2 separate regions of the Mus musculus genome follow, and region 1 is linked to region 2. The links are chromatin loops, found by intact Hi-C in ENCODE. Cell type or tissue: heart. All regions are shown on one strand. Links, peaks and the distances in the headings refer to the core of each region. The heading gives the core; the rest is flanking DNA.

What was found. Hi-C counts contacts between places; a loop is a spot of excess contacts. Peaks named below come from ENCODE experiments on the same cell type or tissue, not always from the same donor. Only the 100,000 strongest peaks of a DNase experiment are listed, where the experiment ranks them.
Region 1: a loop joins it to region 2, with 2.6 times the contacts of the local background. A loop is called at or near these places in 1 of 42 quality-filtered maps.

What each region holds. Positions count from the first base shown.
Region 1 is chr1:74,707,279-74,717,857 of GRCm38, reverse strand. It overlaps Cyp27a1 (cytochrome P450, family 27, subfamily a, polypeptide 1), which reads right to left and starts at 4,323. Exons shown (of 9, transcript NM_024264.5): 1 at 3,967-4,323. The coding sequence starts at 4,227. In heart, for the core only: CTCF peaks have their summits at 4,633 and 5,678 (motif pointing left); DNase peaks (open chromatin) are centred at 3,327 and 4,457; H3K4me3 peaks cover 1,967 bases; H3K27ac peaks cover 1,546 bases.
Region 2 is chr1:74,583,475-74,594,053 of GRCm38, reverse strand. It overlaps Zfp142 (zinc finger protein 142), which reads left to right and starts at 6,026. Exons shown (of 9, transcript NM_001310668.1): 1 at 6,026-6,490; 2 at 8,357-8,670. The coding sequence starts at 8,391. It overlaps Bcs1l (BCS1-like (yeast)), which reads right to left and starts at 5,765. Exons shown (of 8, transcript NM_001305652.1): 1 at 5,661-5,765; 2 at 4,176-4,568; 3 at 3,955-4,094; 4 at 3,595-3,789; 5 at 3,320-3,383; 6 at 2,925-3,094; 7 at 2,348-2,465; 8 at 1,611-2,232. The coding sequence starts at 4,495. The coding sequence ends at 1,983. Rnf25 (ring finger protein 25) reads left to right here. Exons shown (of 10, transcript NM_021313.3): 10 at 1-306. The coding sequence ends at 230. In heart, for the core only: a CTCF peak has its summit at 5,860; DNase peaks (open chromatin) are centred at 5,873 and 6,613; H3K4me3 peaks cover 2,709 bases; H3K27ac peaks cover 1,678 bases.

The DNA.
Region 1 (10,579 bases), core at 2,366-6,365, 130 kb before region 2:
TACAGTCAGGAAAACACTCATACACATAAAATAAAATAAAAACTCAAAAAGTTTTAATTTAATAGAAACTTACATATAAATCGGGCGCTGGAGATCTAGTTCAGTGGTTGAGAGCACTTACTACACTTTAGGAAGACTGGGGTTCAGGTTTCAGCACCCACATTTTAGTATACATAAAGTCACACACACACATAAAATAATTAAATAAATATTTATAGAAAATTATATGGGGCTGGTGAGATGGCTGGGCTGGTGAGATGGCTCAGTGGGTAAGAGCACCCTACTGCTCTTCCGAAGGTCCAGAGTTCAAATCCCAGCAACCACATGGTGGCTCACAACCACCTGTAACAAGATCTGACTCCCTCTTCTGGACAGCTACAGTGTACTTACATATAATAAATAAATAAATCTTTAAAAAAATTATATGTAAATTTAACACATGTTCACATTGTATTTTCCTCCCAGGATGCTTGGTATTATTTTTAATAGAGAGAAAAATGCAGGCCTAGGGCTATAGCTCAGAACTACAAAAGACAAAGATGCTTCCAATTTTATTTTGCATGTATGTGGTATATATGCACGTTCGTTCGTGTGTGTGTGTGTGTGTGTGTGTGTGTGTGTGTGTGTTCATTCACAGCAGCCAGAGGACGACATAGGATGCCCAGCTCTCTCACCCTCTACCTTATTTCCCTGAGACAGGGTTTCTCACTGAACATTGGCTTTCCCATTTCAGATGCTGGCTGGCCACAGAGCGCCTCAGACTCACCTCTCTCTCTGCCCCAAGCTGGCTCTGGAGTAACAGATTAAAGCACCCGCACTCAGCTTCTTTCTTTTTCTCCTCTCTTTTACACAAGAGGAAGAGGAAGAGGAAGAGGAAGAGGAAGAGGAAGAAGAAGAAGAAGAAGAAGAAGAAGAAGAAGAAGAAGAAGAAGAAGAAGAAGAAGAAGAAGAAGAAGAAGAAGAAGCAGAAGAAGAAGCAGCCTAGGTAGACAGGAGTTTGCCACAGAGCCTTCATTTAAAGGCCTAAGGGAGCCATAACTGATACCCCAAAAAGGTAGGGTAACAGGTACTAGAGAAGCACAGCAGGCAATGAGATGCCATCTCCAACCCAGTGTGCACAAGATGCAGGACTTGGGGTTTTAGGACATGTCCACATAGACGGGTTTCAGTTTTACAGGTCTCTGTGATCTCTCTCTCTCCTGGCCAACTCCCCTCCATCATGTGTGGATACAGGTAAGTTTTTCACTTTACAGGCTAATCACAGACAGGAGTCGTCTTGAGGGTTCGATCACTCTAGACTTTTGACTTGGTGCTCAAAGAAGACTTTGGGGACTATTGGCACAGTTGAATACATTTCCCCTTGTGAGAAGAACGTGAAACTGGGGTGTCCGGTGGGATGCCATGGCTCAGGTGTGGTCTGCCTTCCTCAAAGGTGTGTGGGTATTGAAAGCTTGATCCACAATGTAACAGTACGGAAAGGCTCTGGGACCTCTAAGAGATGGGGCCTAAAAGAGTTTGGGGTTGGGTTATAACCATTCTGGGCTCCAAAGAGTAGATTAATTCCCACAAAAACAGGTTGTTATTTAAAAAAAAAAAAAAAAGCAAGCCTTCCTGGGCTTGCTGGCACATGCCTTTAATACAGCATGCCCACAGTCAGAAGTAGGTGGATCTCTGAGTTATGACCAGTTAGGCCAGCCTGGTCTACAGAGTGAGTTCCAGGACAGCCAGCCAATGTAGTCTTTTCCCATAGTCTCACTACTGCTCTGACCACATGACCTCTCTCTTCCTTGTCACAGGCAAGCTCGTGTCATGTGATGCCACTCGCCACAATACATACAGTAACAAGACCTGAATCAGAAGCTAGCTAAATGGAGCCATCCATTTGGAGTTTCCATTTCCAAAATCGTGAACAAAATAAACCTTTTCTTTACAACGCAGTCACTCTTCAGCGCTGTGTTACGGTTAAACCAAACAGCCTAAGATTCGGGAGCAGATCATGACCAAAGGAGACTCAACTATAGGAGTTCTCCACCTCAGCATGTAAGACTGTTTAAACGACAAGCCAATGCTAACGATACAGAGCAACACATGGTCTTCCGCAGTGATGCTGTTGCCCTGTTTTAAGGAAGTGCCACACTCTCCTAACTCACAGCAGCCCCAAGCACAGGAAGTGAGGATTAATGTATTCCTCATGGGCAGCTCAGATTCATACGATCAAGATGTTTAGAGTCCTGACACTGCCGCCATCTGTACCTGTTTAAAAGGCCATTCACAGGGCTGTGTGGATGGAGCAGCAGGCAAGTTTTCTTGATGCTCTACATGGGACCTGAGTCTGGTTCCTGGTACTCATGAACTACCTGTAACTCCAGTTCTCACAGATCCTCCTCTGGTCTCTTCATACAAACAGACACGAACACTCAAACACACACACACACACACACACACACACACACACACACACACACACACAGAAATAAAATAAATCATTAAAAAAAAAATCTACTTCTGGGCCATGATGGTCTTTATATACAGAATCCCAGCACTCAGGAGGCTGAGGCAGGAGGAAAGAGTTAAAGCCAATCTAGACTATATAGGAAAACATTGTCTTAGCAAACAGCCAAAACTCTATATATTCACGGGTTTACTTCCCCATTCTCCTTACAAAGCTATCTAGAATTACATCTTGAGCAAATCCCCCTGAGGAAGCTTCAGTCCCTAGACCCTAGGCATCAGGCATTCCCCAGGCCTCTCAATTTCTAGAGGTTGAAATCAAGCTAGAGAACTTAGAGGACCTTTCAACTCCTTTGTTTCTTGGCCTAGAGATTATCAGGTCTGCAGGAAATAGCTCATATTCCCTCTCTCTTTGTGTGTGTCTCTCTATCTCTGTCGTCTCTCTCCCTCTCTCCCTCTACCCTCTCTCCCTCCCTTCCTCCCTCCCCCCTCCCTTCTGTTCTCACTATGTAGCACTGGCTAGCCTATGTAGCATGGGCTAGCCTGTAATTTATACAGATTCTAATGCCTCTCCCTCCTGATTTCTGGGATTAAAGGTAAGTGTTGCGCCACCATGCCAGGCTTCCTGCTTGCTTGCTTGCTTGCTTGCTTGCTTGCTTGCTTGCTTGCTTGCTTGCTTACAATTTGTATTCTTTTTAACTATGCACGTGTGTGTCAGCAGGTATGTGCTCATGAGTGCATGGTCCTGGAAGGGCAGAGACATCAGATTCCCCTGGGTGGTTGTAAACTGACTGACAAGGGTGCTGACTGACTCAGGTCCTCTGGAAAAGAGAGATGTCCTCCTAACCATGGAGCCCTCTCTCCAGTCCCAGGGAATGGTTTGTTTTGCTTTGTTATTTTAAATCATCTCTCAGTACCTCCTGAGTCTGACAGGGATAGCTACACAGACAAACTTTCCTGGCTGCTGGATTTCTCTTTCTCTGTCCCCATCCTCACCCTCCTCTCCGTCTGGCAGGGTGTCGAGGTGCAATTACATCAGAAATTCCTTTGCCTGCTCCCTAATGTGTTTTCTTTCACTCCCTGAGAAGCAATCTTTTTTTGTTTTTTGTTTTTTTCTTCTGTGGACAAATGTGTCCTACAGATTGCAAAGTAGCTTCCAAAGTTAACTCCTTTGGAAGAAGCAGGAGGGGAATGGCATCTCTGAAGTAACAGGGTTCCCCCAACACCGGGCACTGTATACACTAGCATGAGTCATTCTCTCCCAACGCAACCTCTTCCTTTCCCAACTTGTGCCCACCACATTGATGATGATCTCTTGATCGGTGACACCCATCGCCTGTTTTAGCTCAAAGGATTCTCTCTGCACCCTGCATGCCCTTCCAGTTTATGGCTCGAGCCTCAGACAGTGGCGAGCTAAGTTCTATTTACTGTTTATCCCTCTTCTCTCCCATAGCCAGCTTCTTTTTCTGTCCCAGTGCCCAGACCCAGGTGGCGATGCCTCTGTCCGATGGTTACCTGGAGGTCGGGCAAGTGCAGCACATAGCCTTGTAGAAATAGCTGGAATAAAAATTGTAGCGTTCCGGTCCCCGGAAGCTCCGCCGGACTCCGCAGGCGCGGCCGGTCTTGACCTGTTCCTGGACCCTCCGTACTCTCCTGTGCCTGGAGGGCTGCAGGGATCGTGGCCTTGGCTCTGGCCCCTTGTGGGCAGAGGCCACGGCCCACCACACGCGGGTCCAGGAGCGTCCATCTCAGCCTCGTGCGGCTCCACGCAGCCATGGATCGTGCCCGAGAAGCCAAGAGTTTAGATCCAGAGACTATGAGCCCTATCCAGGCAAGGAGGCAGACAGAACTCGGGCTTTGCGACCTGGCGACTTTAAAGGCAGAGGTGGTCCCGGGGCGGGCCAATAGAGGACTAGCCAGATCCTTTCATAACCCCTTCCAATCAGGATCTGTCCTGAACACACAAACGCCGCCTTCTCCAGCTGCAAGACCTCTACTAAGAAGGCAGGCAGAGGTGGACAAGATGAACTAGGGAGCTCTCTGGAGTTAGCAGCCTCCTCATCCACGGACTCTCAAGAACTTCGCTGGCTCTCAGTCGTGAGATGGAGCACAGCAGTCAACTTCCAAGTCCCTCAGGCCCCACCCAGCTAGGCTTGCCTTTGCTTGACCTGCAGAGCGCCATCTCTGGTGTCCCTCACTTTCCAGATGGCCCGGGAACGCGCTGCTGTTCCCCAGAGGCTGAAGCTGATTGTGGACCTGGGACAGCAGTCACGTGAGGCCCAGAGAGGAGGAAAAACAAAACAAATTGCGGTATTAGGGATTTTTTTTTTTTAAGAGTATCATTTCTGCTTTTGAGAACAGATTTGGGGATTTGATTTTGTTTTCTTTTTCCCGTTTTGTTTTGTTTGAAGACGTGTAGGCCAGGCTGGGCTCAATCCTCCACCTTCCTGCCCCAACCTCCAGAGTGCAGGCATTAAGGATTTTGAACCAGTTATGGTTGCGCAAGCCTCTAATTTCAGCATTTGTGAGGCAGAGGCAAGTGAACTCTGTGAGTCCCAGGTCAGCCTGGTCTACATAGCAAGTTCCAGGTCAGCTAGAGGTAGATAATCAAACTCTGTCTCAAAAAACAAAAAACAAAAAACAAAAAACAAAAAAACTAAACTAATAACAACAATTTTTTAAAAAGAGGAAGGGCTGAAGAGATGGCTGCTCTTCCAGAGGGGAAGTTCACAGCCTCCGAAACCCCTCTGTGTGCACCAAGCATGCAAGTGGCACACAGACAATATGCAGGAAACACACCCATACACATACCATAAGTTTTTAAATTTGTATTTTTAAAAAGGACTGCCTACCTACATGGCCTGGCTTCAGACTATTCCAATAAAGCAAAAAGAATAAAATGGGACAGAAAATTTGCCCCAAAGGGGGAAAAATAACCAAGTGTTGTTTCATGAACTGTTTTATGTATATTGGAAGTTTCGTTTTCTTTTGTTGTTGTTGGGTTGTTTGGTTGGTTTGAGACAGGGTTTCTCTGTGTAGCTCCAACTGTCCTGGACCTTGTTCTGTAGACCAGGCTGGAACTCAAGAGACCTGCCTGCTTCTGTCTCTAAGTGCTGGAATTAAAAGTGTGTACCACCGGGCTGGTGAGATGACTCAGTGGGTGAGAGCACCCAACTGCTCTTCCGAAGGTCCCAGCAACCACATGGTGGCTCACAGCCACCCATAATGAGATCTGATGCCCTCTTCTGGTGCGTCTGAAGACAGCTGCAGTGTACTTACATATAATAAGTCAATCAATCAATCAATAAATCTTTTTTAAAAAAAAAAAGTGTGTCCCACCATGCCTGGCTAGAAGTGTAGTTTTCATAAAGTTAAAAACACAGGGCTATAGATGTGGCTCAGAGCACTTGTGGCTGTTGTAGAGGACTTGGGTTTGAGTCCCACCACCTGTATGCTGAATGGACAGGTAGACACAGGTGGTTCACAACCATCCATAACTCCAGGGATCAGCTGTCCTCTTCCAATTTCCATGGCAACCAAACATGCACATAGTTCACATACATACATGCAAGGAAAAAAAATTACGTAAGATTAAAATGAATAAATCTGATTTTATTTTTTAATGAAAATGAAGACTCGTGCAAATGCAAATGCATCACAGGGACTGGGGATATGGTTCGGTGGAAGAGAACGTCCCTAGTATGATGGAGTCCTGTGCTTAATCCCCGGTATCGTCAGCCACACAGTGAGTTCTGAGGCCCACAGACATTACATGAGACCCTGTCCCAGAGGCAATAAGAAACAAGCAGAGGCTCAGTGATGATTTAATCAGGAAATGTAGAAATCAAAAAGATGGGAAAGCAGGTTCTAATATCACGTGGAGTTTTGTTTTGTTTTGTTTTTTTGCCACCCGGAAGGAGGAAGCAGGCATACTGATTTCAAATAACTCGACTGGCAGGTAATGTGGCTAGGTGTGGCGTTCTTATTGATTCTAAAGTTCATTTTTTTAAATGTTTTTTTTTTGTTTTTTGTTTTTTAATTTATTTATGTATTCATCATTGATCTCTTCAGACATACCAGAAGAGGGCATCAGACCCCATTGCAGATGGTTGTGAGCCACCATGTGGTTGTTAGGAATTGACCTCAGGGCTTCTGGAAGTCAGTGCTCTTAACCACTGAGCCATCTCTCCAGACCTAAAGTTCATCTTTTTTTTAAAATAGATATTTTCTTTATTTACATTTCAAATGCTATCCCGAAAGTTCCCTATACCCTCCCCCAGCCCTGCTCCCCTACCCACCCACTCCCACTTCTTGGCCCTAGCATTCCCCTGTACTGGGGCATATAAAGTTTGCAAGACCAAGGGGCCTCTCTTCCCAATGATGGCTGACTAGGCCATCTTCTGCTACATATGCAACTAGAGACACGTGCTCTGGGGGTACTGGTTAGTTCATATTGTTGTTCCACATATAGTGTTGCAGACTCCTTCAGCTCCTTGGGTACTTTCTCTAGTTCATCCACTGGGGGCCCTGTGTTCCATTCAATAGATGACTGTGAGCATCCACTTCTATATTTGCCAGGCACTGGCATAGCCTCACATGAGACATCTATATCAGGATCCTTTCAGCAAAATCTTGCTGGCATATGCAATAGTGTCTGTGTTTGGTGACTGATTATGGGATGGATCCCCCGGTGGGGTAGTGTCTGGATGGTCCATCCTTTTGCCTTAGCTCCAAACTTTGTAACTCCTTCCATGGGTATTTTGTTCCCTATTCTAAGGAGGAATGAAGTATCCACACATTGGTCTTCCTTCTTCTTGATTTTCTTGTGTTCTACAAATTGTATCTTGGGTATTCTAAGTTCCTGGATTAATATCCACTTATTAGTGAGTGCATATCAAGTGACTTTTTTTAAAAATATTTTTATTTATTATATGTAAGTACACTGTAGCTGTCTTCAGACACTCCAGAGGAGGGAGTCAGTCAGATCTTGTTACGGATGGTTGTGAGCCACCGGATGGTTGTGAGCCACCATGTGGTTGCTGAGATTTGAACTCCGGACCTTCAGAAGAGCAGTCGGGTGCTCTTACCCACTGAGCCATCTCACCAGCCCTCAAGTGACTTCTTTTGTGGTTGGGTTACCTCACTCAGGATGATATCTTCCAGATACATCCATTTGCCCAAGAATTTCATAAATTCATTGTTTTTAATAGCTGAGTAGTACTCCATTGTGTAAATGTACCACATTTTCTGTATCCATTCCTCTGTTGAGGGGCATCTGGGTTCTTTCCAGCTTCTGGCTATTATAAATAAGGCTGCTATGAACATAGTGGAACATGTGTCCTTATTGTTGGGAGCCGTCCCTCTGCTCACATGGACCAGGGTTACTCCTGGGAGGCAAACTGGGGCTGAAAAGACAGAAACTAGGTGGTCGAGAGAAAAATGGAAGCCAAGACAAGGTTCCTGATCAAGGCTCAAATGTTTAATAAAAATCTGCACTTATAAAGGGGGGAAACCCATTCCCTGCCATGCTGAGTTTCTTGATGTCCTGATGCCAAGTTGTCAGCACAGCCTTTTAGCAGTAAGCCACCAAATTCTCAGGTTGCAGTTAGCTCAGGAAAATCTTGGAGGACGGGTTCAGCCTCTCAGCAGGTGGTAGGCAGTGTCACGTCAAAGGAAACCAACCAGTCAGAAGAGCTGCACCGCAGGTGGCCCCGCCTCAGTGGCATAAGGCCTGGAGCTCCTGCTCTAGGCTGGAGGAGGTTACACTTATTACCAGATGGAACGTCTTCTGGGTATATGCCCAGGAGAGGTATTGCTGGATCTTCCCGTAGTACTATGTCCACTTTTCTGAGGAACCGCCAGACTGACTTCCAGAGGGGTTGTACAAGCTTGCAATCCCACCAGCAATGGAGGAGTGTTCCTCTTTCTCTACATGCTTGCCAGCATCTGCTGTCACTTGAATTTATGATCTAACCATTCTGACTGGTGTGAGGTGGAATCTCCGGGTTGTTTTGATTTGCATTTCCCTGATGATTAAGGATGTTGAACATTTTTTCAGGTGCTTCTCAGCCATTCGGTATTCCTCAGTTGAGAATTCTTTGTTTAGCTCTGTACCCCATTTTTAATGGGGTTATTTGAATTTCTGGAGTCCAGCTTCTTGAGCTCTTTGTATATATTGGATATTAGTCCCCTATCAGATTTAGGATTGGTAAAGATCCTTTCCCAATCAGTTGGTGGCCTTTTTGACTTATTAACAGTGTCTTTTGCCTTACAGAAGCTTTGCAATTTTATGAGGTCCCATTTGTCAATTCTCGATCTTACAGCACAAGTCATTGCTCTTCTGTTTAGGAATTTTTTTCCTGTGCCCATATCTTTGAGGCTTTTCCCCACTTTCTCCTCCATAAATTTCAGTGTCTCTGGTTTTATGTGGAGTTCTTTGATCCACTTAGACTTGAGCTTTGTACAAGGAGATAAGAGTGGATCAATTCGAATTCTTCTACATGATAACCACCAGTTGTGCCACCACCATTTGTTGAAAATGCTGTCTTTTTTCCACTGGATGGTTTTAGCTCCCTTGTCAAAGATCAAGTGACCATAGGTGTGTGGATTCATTTCTGGATCTTCAATTCTATTCCATTGATCTACCTGTCTGTCGCTGTACCAGTACCATGCAGTTTTTATCACAATTGCTCTGTAGTACAGCTTGAGGTCAGGCATGGTGATTCCACCAGAGGTTCTTTTATTGTTGAGAATAGTTTTTGCTATCCTAGGTTTTTTATTATTCCAGATGAATTTACAGATTGCCCTTTCTAACTCAGTGAAGAATTGAGTTGGAATTTTGATGGGGATTGCATTGAATCTGTAGATTGCTTTCAGCAGGATAGCCATTTTGACTATATTTATCCTGCCAATCTATGAGCATGGGAGAAGTTCATCCTTTTAACTCAAGACAGATGGTTAGTCTCTTAGGAAATGCCAAAGCTGTAAGCACAACAAAACAAGGTAAGAGGCTCATTGCTGCAGCAAGTATGGAAAACCCTGGGTATAACCCTCAAGGCAGCGTTCTCTCTCCCCATGGAAGCAAAGGGCTGTTTATTGGCATAAAGGATGCATCATTATAAAGAAAAGGCTCATTACATGTAGAAGTGGACATACCTGTTCACTTCCCTCACTTTCTCTTACCTGCTCTTTCCTGCCTGTTCCCCTTGTCCCAAACAGTCCCTTCTACTTCTGTGTATTAACACACACACACACACTCTTTGTGTGTGTGCATGACCATATGTGTATATACCCACTCATGAATGGATATATAGAGGCAACTCAACTGTATTAGTTTCTTTTCTATTGTTTCAAGGCACTTATAAAAGAGTATAATTGGGCTTATAGTTCTTGGGTGTTAGAGTCCATGATGATGAAGACAGGGTGGCAGGCAGCTGGAACAGCAGCTAAGAGATTGCATCCTGATCCACAAGCAGGAGGCAAACAACACACAACTCACTGGGAATTACATGAGTAGATAGTTAGTTAGTTAGTTAGTTAGTTAGTTAGTTAGTTTTTAAAATACATTTCCTGGCCATTTTTAGTCTTGGGATCTTGTGTATTCTAGCTATCAATTCCCTACCACATGGTAGTTTTCCATCTTGCAGGCTGTCTTTTCATTCTTTTCCTTTTGCTGTTCAAAAGCGTTCAAATTTTGTGACTGTACTTGTCAATCCTTGTTATTATTTCTTGAACTATTGGAGTCCTTTCCAGAAAGTTTTCATCTGGTTGTACCCTGTAGTGATGGTGCACACCTTTAATCTTAGTACTAGGGAGGCAGAGGCAAGCAGATCTCTGAGTTCCAGGCCAGCCTGGTCTACAAAGCCAGTTCCAGGACAGCCAGGGCTACATAGACAAACCCTGTTGAAAGGAAGGAAGGAAGGAAGGGAGGAAGAAGGAAGGAAGGAAGGAAGGAAGGAAGGAAGGAAGGAAGGAAGGAAGGAAGGGAGGGAGGAAGGGAGGGAGGAAGAAGGAAGGAAGAAAGGAAGGAAGGAAGGAAGGAAGGAAGGAAGGAAGGAAGGAAGGAAGGAAGTCAGGAAGTCCTTGTCTTTGTCATTTCTTATGAAAAAAATTAACTTATGTGTATATG
Region 2 (10,579 bases), core at 3,595-7,594:
ACTTAAAGGCAGAACCCCGTAACAAAGGGCTCACAGGTCATCCTCAGGAGAAGGGGCCTGGTAGCTGGCAGGGCCCCTCAGCTCGCAGGACTCGGGACTGTGCTCGCTGGGAACGCTCCAAAAACCGTACACCGGGTTCTTGCTATCCCCACCTACCTCGGGGCCAGGGAGCATACCGGTCTGGTACTCGCAGGGAGCCCCTGGGCTTGGAATCTGAGGAAGGTTCCTAGCAGTACTGTTGGGGGACAGGGAATTGGGGTGGGAGGGAGGCAATAAAGAGAATTGACCTTTGCTTAACAGCATCTAGCCTATGTGGTATGACTCTTTATGGTAAGGGGCTCCCACCTTTCTTGTAAGTCTGTTCACCAAAGGCACTAGGGTAAAAAGGGTCTTCCCTGCCAGTGTGATCAGTTCTGAGACGGTCCACATCTGTGCATATAGCTCTGAACAAAACCCACATTTGCACGCATGCATTGTTCAGCCTACTGGTTGGTTGTTTCAAGATAAGGTACCATATAGCCTCAAGCTTTATATAGCTGAAGAATTCCAGGTCTTTCTGTCTCTACTTCCTAGCAGATTCCAGCCCATTGCCACATGGCCAGTTTGTGCATGCTAGGCAAGCATACTACCAACTGAGCCACATCCCAAGCCCTTTTGTGGTTGTTTTTTTTTTTTAAAGGTTTATTTATTTATTTATTTATTATATGTAAGTACACTGTAGCTGTCCTCAGACACTCCAGAAGAGGGAGTCAGATCTCGTCGATGGTTGTGAGCCACCATGTGGTTGCTGGGATTTGAACTCCTGACCTTCGGAAGAGCAGTCGTGTGCTCTTACCCACTGAGCCATCTCACCAGCCCCCCTTTTGTGGTTTTAAGGGGGAAAAAAGCTTTGCTGTGGTGCTCAGGTTGGTCTTAGGATTTTTATAAAATGTGTGTGTGTGTGTGTGTGTGTGTGTGTGTGTGTGTGTGTGTGTGAGTGTGTGTGAGAGAGAGAGAGAGACAGAGAGAGAGAATATTATGTGTGATATATATATATATATATATATATATATATATATATATATACACACATACATACATACATATCTTCAGACACATCAAAAGAGGGCATTGGATCCCATTACAGATGGTTGTGAGCCACCATGTGGTTGCTGGGAATTGAACTCAGGACCTCTGGAAGAGCAGTCAGTGCTCTTAACTGCTGAGCCATCTCTCCAGCCCAGATCTTAATTTTTTTTTCCTTTTTTCTTTTTTTTCCGAGACAGGGTCTCTCTGTTTAGCCCTGGCTGTCCTGGAACTCACTCTGTAGACCAGGCTGGCCTCAAACTCAGAAACCCACCTATCTCTGCCTCCCAAGTGCTGGGATTAAAGGTGTGCGCCACCACTGCCCTGCCCTAAAGAATAATTTAATTAATTAATTTAAAAATTCCTTAAGGAGAAATACAGATTTTGTGTGTGTGTAAAACAAATAAGAGGCCACACATTTGAGAAATAAATGGGAAGGGTTGGAGGGAGGAGGGGTAAGAGGGAAAGCAAATGTATCAAGGCGACTATAAAGAGAAATATGAAAGCTGGGCAGTGGTGGCGCACTCAGAAGGCAGAGGCAGGCAGATCTTTAGCCTGATTTATAGAACAAGTTCCAGGACAGCCAGGACTATACAGAGAAGTCTGTCTCAAAAACAAAACAAATAAGCCAATGGGGGGGGGGGGGGCAGGAGGGGACTGTGTGCCACAACACAGGGCAACAATGTATCTTATTTGGGTGGCCTTTCATGATTGCATGTATATTTTCCATTAACACTCACTCCCCTGTCCTCAGGCCATGGCCCCATCATTTGTAGATGTAGATCTTGTAGGTACCTGCTATGGCAACTCATTTTATTCTCAAGTACAAACACAGCAATGGAGGGAGGAAAGGCACAAGCCTGATTAGTGTGACAGGTGTTTATGGAATTTTTGAGAGCAGATCATGGCCTGGTGGGTCACCTCAGAGATTCAATGTTGTGAACAGCCCCCATGGGGTCATTTTTATACAGCATGAAGTAGCCTTGCACCTGGGCAGGACTAATCTCAGATGTAGCTTTAAGGACATGTTCAGCAAAGTTCTCAGCCAAAGAAGGTGCTTGCCCTGGATAGAACCTCTGGAACATCTGGGTCAGCTGCCAGTGTGAGCAGTAGCCCACATACTCCTTCAGATCTACTCGCCCGGGACGTATGAGGGCAGGATCCAGCCTAAGAGGAAAAGCACAGTGACAGCCAGCAGTCCTGCTAGCTCCTGAGATGGTCTCCTCAACCCACCAACTCTCCCACGGCCTAGGTGTGAAGTTTTGCCTTCCTGTCTCCTTACCTGTCAATGTAGTTGGTGGTCATGAACACAATTCGTGCTTCAGTGGAGGCTACACCATCCAAAGCATTAAGCAGTCCACTGAAGGTGAGGCGGCCTAGTCCTTGGTACTTTATAGGGTCTAGAGGATAACAGGAATGTGAGAAGTCATGTCTCAGTTAAAATCGTGCCCTAAGCCCCCACTTCAACTCCTTATTTATCAGTATTTCTTGTTGATGACTTAGGCCTCCAAAAATGTTCCTTGTTTACTTCTGGCCCTCAGTGTCTTAAATAACTACTTCCCTGGGTCAGGAAAATAGCTCTGTGGTTAAAACAGACAAACAGCTACACAAGCCCGAAGACCCAAGTGTGATCTCAGAATCCAAGTAAATTGCTGGATGCAGTGGCTTCTGGTGGCACATACCTAAATATTAAGGCACGTTGAAAGCAGTGACAGGAGTAGGGCAACAAGAGAGAGACAAAGGGTGCAAGGTGAGAGCTGCCTTCAAATTGTTCTCCAACCTCCACATACGTGCACCTGCACACACATGCACACTAAACTAAAAACAAAAGATTTCCCATCTCCAGCATCCACACTTACTCTCCACAGCCAAGTCTCTACTGAGAAAAGCAGCATCCACATCTTCCAGGAGCACCAAGCTCTGCTGTGGTGCTACACTCAGTAGATGGTTGAGCCGGTCATCTGAGAGGCTAGAGTCTGTGAGGCTGAGCAGGCAGATGCTGTGTTCCAGTTCTCCAGCCAGGGCTGTTCTGTGGACAGTGACATGGAAGGAGGTCCTAGGCAACCTGAAGACTTCGGGAGTCCTAGGAGGTAGGCTGCAAAGGCCTGTTTCCTATACCACTCACTTGATATATATCTATGGATCTCATGTTTATCCTGATCCTTGCTTCCCAGATTCATTCCTCTTCTAATAATTTCAGCCCAGTTTTTCTGCAAAGGCTGTTACTCAAAGTCAAGAAAATTTGACTACTCACATAAAACTGCTCTTTCCACAACCAGGGGGCCCATAAAGAAGGTAGCCACGTCTGTAGGGAATGCCTAGGGATATAACCAGGATAAACAAGACCTACAGTGAATCATGTACTCTGGCCCAGGTGTCCACATCTACCCTCAGCTCCATTCCCTGCTAGTGGTCCTAGAGGCAGAAAAGATATTCTCATAGACGAGCTTTCTTTCCCTTTCACCTGAGCTAGAATTTCCTGTAACTTCACCTGGCTACAAACTCGGCTAGATTCCAGCTGCTGCTTACCTCTGTCAATGTACCACTTGGGGTTATCAATAAATTCCCGGATATCTTTGACAATTCGGTCAGCCAGACCCTGCTGTAGGACTACAGAATCCAGTGGCCGACGTCGGCGCGGATAACCAAAGGTACGCCATTCAGACCCCACAGCTGTGTACATCACAGTCTTCCCTTCCTCCTGCTGCAGGGCCAGTGCTCGAGCTGGGAGCAAGGAAGTAAAACAGTCCCTTGATCATGCTGATGCTTCAGTCAGGTAGAGCTCTGACCTGGTACCCTTCTCCCAAGGACTCGGATCCTTATTCCTCCTCTCCAAGCAGCAGATGCCCAACCTCCCCACTTTGATAGCCTGCCTGTCCCATCTCATACCTTCTTCCAGGATGTTGAAGAAAACCTTTCGGTCAGTGCCCAGGGCCGTGAAGGTGACAGATTCCCAAGGAGTCCCTGTTTGCAAGTCTACCATCTGCATGTCTCGGTTTCGTTCTACCCGGATCCATTTTCCCTGATACCTGAATAAAATTGTCAAAGTGACCCAATTTCCTCCATCGATCCACCCTCTCCTCAGAGCCCTACCTAGTTTCCTATCTTACCAAATGAAGTGGTTTCCAGGGCTGGGGATAAATTCAAACTTGGTGGAGATCCGGCCACTTTCATGCTGAAGGTATGAGGTTTCAACACTGAGGTGCTGAGTGCGGGTGCTGTGTCGGGTAAGCCAGCTAAGCAACCAGGCATAGCTTCTGTCTCTGGCAGGGACTTCCAGTGTGATCATGTAATGGCGCCGGAATGCCACTAGACCCAACTGGGCTCCTTTCCGGGCCATAGCCAGAGCCGTACCCACACCTACCAGCCCAAATCCAGCCCCAAAGTAGGGATTGTCTTTAAGGGCCAGAACAAAGTCTGAAAATGGCATCTTGAAAAGAAGCAGCACAGATGCTTATAGGCTCTGAGGCACTGTCAAAACCGAGGGATGGATTGTAGCAGAACTGGAAGAAAGCATAAGACTAGTATAGAAACTAGACCAGTCAATCTTGCTCCGCTCCCTCCCACAGAAGCAAGATGGACAGGTCAGCAGGACTGTGTTTCAGTGGAGTAGGAATGGTGTTGGAATGCCACAGCAAACACCCCAGGCTCTTCAATCCATTTTGCTCTTCAGTTAGACCTTTTGCCAGAAGGCCATTTTGGAGAGTTTCTCAATTCCAAAAAGCAATGTACCCAGCTCCACATCAGGATACTAGAAAGGCAAGACTCTGGTCCCTGGCAAGAGCTAGACAGAAGGGTCCCCACTGAATGGAATCGGCAAAGGTGATTTTTCCATTGCTCTGTCAATGACCACATGCCTTACCATCAGAAATGTCTTTCAAATATCCTCTCCCTTACACCCCGTTCCTAATGTCCTGTACAGACATTTATTACTTCTCACCTAAACTATTTCTTGCAAGTTATTTTGGTTCTTGAGGTGATATTTGAATGGACCTTCAGCACCTGCATCATCCAAACCCACCAATCCCAGACACGCTACAATTCTGTCACTTGTATTCCAGCACCCTTGGTGCCTTGCTCCCATTGGGTTCAAATACCACAGCCGGATACGCAGGGATGCCTACATTAGAATGCGTACCTTTACTAGCAAATCACTACCTACTTCTAGCTCTCTCAGTTCTGTTGGTACCGAATGACCCCCACCCCTTTATTCTAGGCATTCTTTTTCATTGAGATCATATAGTCTACTTCTTCCACGGAGCCTTTTTCTTTTTCTTTTTTTTTTTTTTTGGAGCCTTTTTCAAATTCAACCCAATTAAGATGTGACTAAGCCTAACTTAAGACAATGCCTAAGGGGACAAAATGGCAATTATTTCCAGAACACCTCTCCTTGCAACACTTCTCCACTGCCACTCCTCTGCCTGGCACACCGGCCCACTGGTGAATTGACAGCCGTGACCTCCGCTAAGGCTCGGAGCTGTGATCCAGAATTCCAAAGCACCTTTGCATGGAGAGCCGCTGACGAAGATCTCCTGGCCCCCGGCTCCCGAACCCTGACACACAGCAGCTGACTCCCGGACACCCTATACACAGACCTGCTCGCGCTTCCAGGAACGTGGGAGAGAGAAATCTGTCACTCCGCCCCCTTCCCTCCATGACTCTCTGGCCCTCACACTCGATGGTTTCGCCGGGCCTACGAAGAGGCAGCGCCGCTAGTCCCGCCCCGGACTGCTGCATCTACTTCCGGCCACACCCACCACGGAGTCCTTGCCACTCTTCCCTGCAATTCTCGATGGTTCCGCTTTGGGGCTTCAGAAGGGGGGTACTCAAGGACATAGAGGGGAAACCATAGAGTAGCACGGGCCTTGAAGAGAGACAGAGTGGCTGCCACACGTCAGATTCCTAGAGGCGCCTGGGCCGGGGGCGGCCACATCAAAGGCCCCCGAGGAGCCACTCCAGTCCCAGTCGGACCATAGAGATGCAGCTCCCGCCAGCCCACGGGTAGGAGGTGAGAGAGCGGCTGTCGGCGGGAACCAGGGGAAGTGCGGGCGCTGTGAGCTGAAGGTAAAAGTTTCTCTAGCTCCAGCTTGAGTGGGCCCTGGAGGTGGAGCCCGCGGGAGGAGGTGCTGCGGGGAGCGCGCCGGTGAGAGGGGCGCGGGCGCATCTCTGCTGGACTCGGGCGTCTCAGTCGCGTCACAGCTCCGGGCCCCGCCCGGGTATCCGCTGCCTCTCCTCAGGACCAGAACCGTGACGATGCATCATCCCAAGCCTTGCAGGTTCCAAAACGCCTTTCTCCTCCGCTGTATCTCGTGACTTGGCTGTCGCCCCACAGTGTAAAAGCTGTCGTCGCCGCCGCCTCCACTTTACAGACAGGAAAGCTGAGGTCCTGAGAAGCGAGGCAAGTGCATCGACTCAAGGCTACACGGTGAGTCAAAGCCCAGAGGCGCGTGGGAACTGAGGTGCCTACGCAGGGTTGCCTTGTTCCCCAGGCTTCGGTATCCCTTGCTTCTCCAGTCTCAAAAGCACGTTACTTCTTTCTGGCTCTCTCCTACCTCCTCCCCCGCATCTTCCTGAGGCCATGTGATGGGCTGGAAGACCGCCTAGAGCAGCAATAATTAGTAGTCCGTGGGGGCTGTGATTTCCAAAAAGCCTCGCTGACCACGGAAGTGCACTTCCCTGCCTCCTTCTTGAATTGCTGTCTGTTCCTGCTGTTATGCTTTTTAAAGACATATTTGTTTATTTTATGTATGTGAGTACACGGTTGCTTTCTTCAGACACAGGAGAAAGGGCATCGGATCCTATTAACAGATAGTTGCGAGCCACCATGTGGTTGCTGGGAATTGAACCCAGGACCTCTGGAAGAGCAGTCAGTGCTCTTCATCACTGCGCCATCCCTACAGCCCTCGTGCTGTTTTTACGTGGAGGGATTCTGTAGAATGAGAACTAGCCACTCTCACCTGGCACATACTCAGTGACCCAGTTTTGTTTGAAACAGGGCCTCACTGTTTAGCTCTGTCCTGGAACTCACTATGTAGACCAGGCTGGCCTCAAATTCACAGATACCTGCCTGCCTTTGCCTCCTGAGTCCTGGAAGTTTAAAAAGATTATCTCATTTATTTCAGTCGAGTTGAACAGGACATGCAGTTTAATACCTTTGTTTCTCAGTTGTGTTCCCACTGGAGGCTTTAGTAAGTTAGTGAATTGGAAATTTACCTTGTATTTGAGGAACCACTGGCTTGATACCTTAGTTTAAAAGATCTGGGTTTACTGCAACTCAGCTGGTCCACTAGAATTTCCATTTTGTCTAACTTACCTAGCTTGTTGATGCTTAGGGTCCAGTGAAGTGAAAAATGCCAATAAACTCCTCAAAGCTCCACATTCAGTATTGGGATAGATCATTTGTACAGTGCTTGCCTGGCATGCACAAAGCCCTGGGTTTGATCCCTAACAACACATTTTTTAAAAAGTGTGAGACTAGAGAAATGGCTCAGTGGTTAAGAGTAAATGCTGCTCTTTCTGAGAGCCTGAGTTCAGTTTTCAGCCCCCCAAATCAGGTGTCTGACAAGCACCCCAGCTTCAGGGAGTCCACCACCATTTTCTGGACAGCTGAACTATACATCTAGGAAGGGAGATTGATAGAGAAACAACAGCACAGTGTGGTTTCTGACAGAACTACATACAAAGGCTTTCAGGACAACAGAAAAGAGAAAATTAAGAATGTTAGGACACACTCATAGCAGAAATGTTTGTTTTCTTAAGGAGTATCTGACTAGCTAGACAAGAGATTTTGATGGGTTGAATGGGAGGGGTGAGAAAGTAGAAGGGTCTGTAAGCAAAAAAGTGAGTCAGAGAATGGCAGATCATCAGGTTAGGAGGGCAGAGTGGGAGGGATGCCTGGGGAGGTAGGTCAATGAGGACCATAAGTGAAGGAATCGTATCATATCTATACTGAGGAATAATGAGACCATCGAGTAGTAAGAGAGAGAGCCTTTGACCCCACTCAGTTTTGTTGCCAGGGTTACTTTGCAGGAACCAGAACCTGTAATCTTTAATTTAGTCAGCCTCAGCTTGTTGGTTCTCTACTAATTCTGACTTTTAATCTCATATTTTTGTATTGAATGTTGTTTTGAAAATGTTTAGAATAATAAAGTGTGGCATGTTGCTATAGAAGGAAATGATTAAATGTGTGGGCCAGCTTAAGAGAAATTAAGAGTTCTAACTGTGTGTGTGTATATATATATATATATATATATGTACATATAGCTTTTTTTTTTTTTTTCTGGTTTGTCAGCATTTAGGAGACCACAGCACACAAATCAGTGATAATGACAGACCCTGTGTTGGCATCCCAGCTGGCTAATGGCACTGGGGAGATGGATGGACTGTGCTCTGAACTATTGTTGATTCCCCCACCTCTCTCAAACCATGGAATCCTGGGCCCTGTCCAGAATACCTGTGCTTCTGGGGAGCTTGCACCTTTGCCTGCTGACCCAGGCTGCCTGCTGGTAGAGGCCACAGCTACTGAAGAGGGTCCAGGGAACATGGAGATCATTGTGGAAGCAGTAACTGGAACTCTGTCCCCAGGAGCTCCTGAAGAGACCTCAGGTACAAACATAGTTGCTACCAGGCCAGTGGGACACCGCCTTGAGTTTTTTCATCTGTGCTATTTTTGGTCCTTGTCTTTGAATGTGATGAGAACACAAGGTAGCATGCTATTTTTACACCCTGAGATGCTATAATTTGGTTTGCAGTTGGTGCATGTTGATGGAAGGCTGGCAAGGTACATACAGCCTTGTAACAAACTTGGCAAAGTTTATCCCAAAAGAGTTTTGTGTCTGCTGGGCAGTAATCCAGAACAAGAAACCTTTTTGACACCCCTGCCAGTTTGGCTTGTCCTTGCTCTTACAGTCCTTGGGGAGGCTTTCTTCTGTACTGACCCTAAGCCAGCCAAGGGTTAGGCCAGAGGCCCAGCCTCTTCAACCATCCTGAGTTTGGCAAGGCTTTCCAGAAGAAAGTGCTGTTTCCTTGCTCAAGTCTCCTGTGTATGTATAGCATACACCCAGGGCATGCTGTTAAGAGGGAGGGCATATTATTTAATCCAGTAGGAAGTTTCTCTTTATTCTCTGTACATCTAAAACTTTCATTTTTATCAAACTCCGTGTTTTAACTGCTATCTCTCAGTTACAGTTTTAAGCTTTGTCTTCTGACAGTGTAAGATAATAGCAAAGAATGCTGGGGGAAATTAGGTAATTAGACCATGTAAGAGTTCTACACTTCTCTCTGGGGGTAAAGAGAGAGCATAAATGGACTATGTATTGGTTTGCGCTTTTAATCCCAGTACTTAAAAGACAGAGGGTGGCCAATCTCTGTGAGTTCAAGACCAGCCAGTGTTACATACTGGGGCCCTGTCTCAAAAATGAAGAACAGAAACATTTTAACATAAGCAAGTTTAGGGCCTGGCAAGATGCCTTAGTGAATAAGGACATTTGCCACTAAGCAGGATGACTTGTGTTTAGTCCCTAGAGCCCACGTTGTGAAAGGAGAGAACCGACTACTATGAGTTGTCCTCTGACCTCCACATGTGCATGTTGTATATACACATTTTATATAAATGAGTGGGTTTTTTTTTTTTTAAGTAAAAAATTTTAAAAAGCTAGTTTTTTTAAATTTTAAGAGTTAACTGTTTTTGGTTTTAGTTTTAGTTTAGCTTTGTTTTTTTAAGCTAGATGTGGTGGTGCACACCTCTAATTCTAGGACTGAGGAGGATTTCTGCATGTTCTGAGCCAGAGGTCTACATAGTGAATTCTAGGCCAGTCAGGGCTACACAGTAAGATGTCTTGAGAAGAGAGAGAATGAATGAATGAATGAATGAATGAATGAATGAATGAATGAATGAATATGAATGCCTATATGTAGTTCACAAAGAAGAAATAAAGAGAAACAATAGCCTTATGGAAGAATGCTTCATTTCATATAGTTACAAAATAGAAGCTATTTTTCGCTTCTCAATTTTGTTAAAAACTAAGTTGTTTTTTGTTGTTTTTTTTTTAATTTCTTGCAGAGGACTGGGGTTTATTTTCTAGCACTTACATGGCAGCTCACAACTGTCTGTAACTCCAGTTCCAGTGGATCTGATACCCTTACACAGACATAAATGCAGGCAAAACACTAATCAACGCTCATAAAATAAAAATTAATTAATTTTTAAAAAATGTGTACATATTAAAAAAATGCCTAGAATTGAGGAGAGGCTATATAAGGATATGTAATACCTTGCAATGCTGGGGTTTGTTTGGTTGGTTTTTATACAATTTCACTAGCTCTGGCTGGTTTGAAAGGAATTTGCTATATAGACTAGATTGGTGTAGAACATAAATCTGTCTGTGTCTGAGGTGAAGAACCCAGGTTATTGTATATTGTCGCTATTGGTTGTACCACTGAGCTGCATCTGCATCCCAAATTAAGCTTTTGAAGGTCAGTTTAGCTTTATAGCAAATTTTACAATATGCACATT